Regions from separate parts of the Mus musculus genome. Here region 2 is linked to region 1. A link is a loop called in an ENCODE intact Hi-C map of the cell type or tissue named here. Cell type or tissue: gastrocnemius. All regions are shown on one strand. Region 1 has its middle 3.7 kb from the start of Gm46603. Region 2 holds the start of BC004004 (cDNA sequence BC004004).

Region 1 (2,500 bases):
CAGAAGTCACCCATTGATCTATGTGTCTGGGGCCAATGTGACAGCTCATGGGTAAAAGCACACAGCCCTCCATCCTCCATTCATGTGTAACAGTACACAAGTACCGTGTTCCCATCATCTTTATTTGAGTGTATTTGTTGTTGTTGTTGTTTTTTTTTGTTTGTTTTTGTTTTTTCTGAGATCAGGTCTCTGTGTAGCTCTGGCTGTCCTGGAATGCTATCTGTAGACCAGGCTAGCCTCGAACTCAGAGATCCACCACACCTGGCTGGAAAAAACCTGAAGCCTACAACTCAGAGTTCTGGATATGTATTTATTTAGTGTCTGTGTGGGTGGGGGGTGCATGCAGAGGTCAGAGGGCAAGCCTGCTGGGATAGCTCCCCCCCCCCCATGCACTTTGTCAGGCTTGGTGGTTACTGAGCCAATTGGCCGACCCTAGCTTGACATTGTTTAGTATACTCATTGGGGGACTGTGTAGCTCTGCTAGTACTAAGAGGGGACTTTTTCATTACCTTACCATAGAAGCACCTTACCCACTATTGCCTGCTTTTCCCACCCCCTTCAGCCTAAAACAACTGCTGACCTATTTTCCATCTGTACGCACCTTTCCTATTCCTTCCGTTTTTTGGGGGGTGGGGGGACTCATGCTCTCGTGGAGACTGGAGAACCTCCTCTCCCCTCACCATATGGGTCAGGCTCGGTAACAAACACCTTCACCCGCTGAGCCATTTCATGGGCCTGCACTTGCTGGTCTTTGACTTTCATTTAAGTCCTCCACAAATATGTTTTGTGACTACCTAACATCTCTTCAAGGTCCACCCATCCTTGTATGCGCTGTGCATACAAGCTTGTGTGCTGTGCTCATGCATGTGTGCACATGTGCAGGCCAGAGGCCAGTCTCAGGTTATCACCTTGTTTTTTTTTTTGTGTGTGAGATGGGGTCTCTTACAAATACTGAGGCTTAGTTTGCCTAGGATGGTTATCCAATGAGCTTCAGGGATCTGTCTCCACACCCCGCCCACTGCTGCTCCTAATGCTGGGGTTACAGGCCTGCATCACTGCACCTAGCTTTGGTGTGGGTGCTAGCTCAAACTCGGGTCCTTCTGCTTGTGTGACAAGTGTTTTTCCCCCTCTCTAGTCCCCACCATTGAAATTGTTTTGTTCCTTGTCTGGGTGAAAGATTTTATTGTGAAAGCATGTTGACTTTTCTCAAAGGCCTTTTCTGTTCCGATTGAGATGGTCATGTGGTCAGAGTATATGACATTAACTGATCTTCAGATGCTAAAGCAACTGCATTCCTGGGAAGGTCTGTTCTCTTGAGCTAGTGTGTTGGGCCTGGGCAGTCAGGGATGGGGGTCTCTGGGCCAAGCAGACCCAGCCTATACTGGTTTCCCTGTGGCTCTTCCTGTCTCTTGCCCAGCAAGGGCATCTGCTGGCCGTCTGCAGTTCTGCCCTGTGAATGTGCCTGCCAAAGATCAGGAGATTAGTCACCCATTTATTTATGCACCTGGGGCCAGTGTGATGGATCAGGGAGGAGTCATGCTCTAACAGATGGGCAGGGAGGGGACCTGCCAACACAGCTGAACTGGAGAGGGAGAGGGAGAGGGAGAGGGAGAGGGAGAGGGAGAGGGAGAGGGAGAGGGAGAGGGAGAGGGAGAGGGAGAGGGAGAGGGAGAGAGGGAGGAGAGAGAGAGAGGAGAGAGAGAAAGAGAGAGAGAGGCAGGCAGGCAGGCAGGCAGGCAAGCTGGCTGGTATCCCAGTAGCCTCTGAGCATTGTGGCAACTGGCAGTGATAACGAGGGACAGTTGAAGGAGGACAGCTTAGGCCACAGCTGTCTCCTTATCAGAAAGCCTCAAAAGGCCTGTCATAGGCCTTTCCAACTTTCCCGAAGAATAAGGTTACCCATGAGGAAAGTCTGGCTTCCTCACGGACACCTCCTCCCCTCCAGTCATCCCTCCCCGCTGGTAGCTCAGCTCAGGCCTGGTCAAGCCCAAACTTCTTAATAGATAAGAGGATAATACCTGGGAACAGTAGGGCCTCATGCTGAGCAGTCACACCAATCAAAGCCTTTCACTTTAGGCCAGGCAGCCTCCTACAGACCTCAGGGAAGACAAGTGCTGGGATTAAAGGCGTGCACCACCATGCCCGGCTTTCCCACAGCCCTGAGAGCTGTCCTGAAGGTCCCAGCATTTACCCTTTTGCTGAGACATTGCTACACCTTTGCTTCCAGCTCTGCTCGCGGTGTTTCTGACTATTATGGAGTCTTACTAACGCTAATGAGAATGTAAAATATGCACATTGTTATACAAACAAGCCTTGTGCTCATAGTGGCCACTGACACCCCTGGAGGCCCACGCCCAATGGTCCTGTCCCAAGGGCAGGGACCATGTCATTCTGTCCCCACGGAGACCTAGCAACTAGGTCTGTCAGGTCACACATTATGCTGGTCAGAAGGTGACTGGCCACTTCACTTCCTTCCCTGTGTCTCATGTACCTAGAGGCT
Region 2 (2,500 bases), 62 kb before region 1:
AAAGCTGGTGTCCTTAGGGAAACAGAACTGTACCTCTTCAGTGCAGTCTCACCTGTCTCTCTTTGCCTTGCAGCTTCAAGTGATGGGAACTCTGCTAACCCCAGTTCTCTCACTCGGTGAGGTTCTGAAAAGGGGACTTTGAGAATTTCCAAGGCCACCATAGATGAATTTAGGCTCCATATATTCTCCTTTTTAGTTTTTTTGTTTTTTTGTTTATTTGGTTTTTCGAGACAGGGTTTCTCTGTATAGCCCTGCCTGTCCTGGAACTCACTCTGCCCGGCAGCTACAGACAGTTCTAAGCCATTGTGTGGGTGCTGGAAAGTGAACTCTGGTCTTTTTCTGGAGCAGCAGGTGCTTGTAACTCCGGAGCCCTTTCTCTAGCCTGTGTAACTGTCATTTTAAGGGGTTAAAAACAAAGTCAGTTCTGGCAGGCTTAGTATGTCAGCTGAGGGTACAGGTAGTAGTGGGTGTCAGGAAAGGAGACTTATTTGTGCCTGTATGGGGAGAGCGTAGAGTGGCCTGGTGGCCTGGAGTCTTTGCTCTGGTTCATCTGACCCCATCTCACAGTCACCATGGCTTTTGAGTTATAGCATCAGGGCTGAGCCCAGCATTTTGTTTCAGGTCCCCGGGTAGAAATCAGTTAAAGGTTCTGATATAGAGGCTTGAGAGATGGCTTGGCTGTTCAGAAAGCTGTTTTCCCAAAGAATTTGAGTTCAGTTCCCAGAATCTATATCATTCTGCTCACAGTTGTCTGTAAGTCCAGTTCCATGGGATCCGGTGCCTCTGAAGACACTTATGTGCATGGAGAAGCGTACACATACTACACACACACACACACACACACACACACACACATATACAAACAGTTGCTGACTGCCACTCCCTATTTGTGAGAGAAACCTGCAGTCAGTTAACCAGCTCCATAAACCTGTTTGGCTGGTTCATGGTCAGGTGTTGTGAGAATGTTCATGTTACAATATATAATTCTTGAAGCAGTTTCCTAAGAGTACAGTGCTTAGTGATGCTTACCACAGAACCAGCAGTCAATAGATACAAACGAGTGAGCCAAGTGTAAATGGGAATGAATTGAGTCAATGAGTCCGGACCCCTAAAAAAATTTTTTTATTATTATTATTATTGTTGTTATTAATATTTTGAGACTTCTACGACTGAGAAGGCGCAGTAGTGCCATCTGGACGTCAGGGGGAGCAAGAGCACAAGCTTTTCAGATACCGCGAGATTTGCCCCGCGCCCCGCGCCCCGCGACCTCGCCAGATCTGTTTCGGAACCTGGGGCGCAAGGAGCTTTTCCTTTGTGTTCCAGCCCTGGCCGGCGGCGCGAGAACCACTTCCGGGTCGCGCTGCCGGAAGCAGGAAGTTGTTGGCCCACCCTCCTCGCCCGGCGGCTGCTGTCCCCGAGGCGGGAGGAGCCCGAGAGGGCGCGGGCCCGCATGTGAGTGACTGGGGCCCGAGGCCGGGAGGGGGGAGGCCGGCCGCCCTCCGCGGCCGCCGCTGCCTCGCGCCGCCCTCCTCGCCGCTCCCGTCCGCGTTCTGCTGACTGACAGCACCCCCGACCGCTCCCCGGGGCAGATCCCCTCTGACATCTTTCCCGAGGCTCCGCGGGGAGGGTGACGGGGTCCGACACTGCTCGAACTTGGTTCGCAGACGTGGCGGCCGTGTCCGAAAGCCCTGACCCCGCTTGCCAACCTGTCACAGATGCCTTAGCGTCACCCCTGAATGGCCCCTTCTTAGACATCTTAGCCCAAATGTTAAGGAGGAAGTACTTAATTTAATTTTATTTATTTTAATGTGGACTTAATGTGATAAACTTGGCGTCTCAGAACGTGGCATGGCACACTGACCCGTTTGCAGTCAATCGCCTGCCAGTACGAGAAAAATAAGCTGCCTAGTGTTTCCTTGCATTTTAAGACTTAAACCTTGCAAGCCATGTGTCGTGAGTATGCTATGTCAGAAACATAAAGGGACACGTTTGTCTTTTCACAGTGCCAGGCACAATGTCTTTCACAATGGAAGTACAGATTCACAAACTGGGTTTCGTTGGCTGCAATTTTGCCAAGATTTCGAGATTTCCCTTGACAGCTGGCCATCACCGAAAATAGAATATATCATTCCAGTCTTCACTGGTGATATTAACTCTCACCGGAGACTACACATCCCACAGTAATTATATGTCTATGTAGGCTATTGAATAGCTGTGTAAGGGGTAAAGAGGCCACAGGAGTTCTAAGAGGCCTTACATGAAGCAGAAGACAGATGTAAAGAGAAAGACAAGTATTCATGATAAGGTATGAAGGCTTTGGAGCTGAGGGAGGCCCGGAGCTAGACTTCACCATTGAGGTGAGCTTGGGAATGAACTGGAAGATGGTCCAGAAGGACACACAGGTGGCCACATCAACAGTGGCAGGAAGGGGAGGATCTTGAGCTCCAGAGATTGGTAGGAGTTCTCTGCTGTCAGCCTTTAATGAACACACTCGTGGTTA

The links. A loop is a pair of places that touch in the nucleus more often than their neighbours do. Peaks named below come from ENCODE experiments on the same cell type or tissue, not always from the same donor. Only the 100,000 strongest peaks of a DNase experiment are listed, where the experiment ranks them.
Region 2: a loop joins it to region 1, with 2.4 times the contacts of the local background. A loop is called at or near these places in 5 of 42 quality-filtered maps.

Annotation. Positions count from the first base shown.
Region 1 is chr17:29,329,400-29,331,899 of GRCm38, forward strand. No RefSeq gene overlaps it. Among named protein-coding and RNA genes, the nearest start is that of Gm46603, 3.7 kb to the left of the region's middle. In gastrocnemius, a CTCF peak has its summit at 1,439; DNase peaks (open chromatin) are centred at 1,532 and 1,720; H3K27ac peaks cover 1,629 bases.
Region 2 is chr17:29,267,551-29,270,050 of GRCm38, forward strand. It overlaps BC004004 (cDNA sequence BC004004), which reads left to right and starts at 1,238. Exons shown (of 9, transcript NM_030561.3): 1 at 1,238-1,452. In gastrocnemius, a CTCF peak has its summit at 1,194; a DNase peak (open chromatin) is centred at 1,297; H3K4me3 peaks cover 1,779 bases; H3K27ac peaks cover 2,293 bases.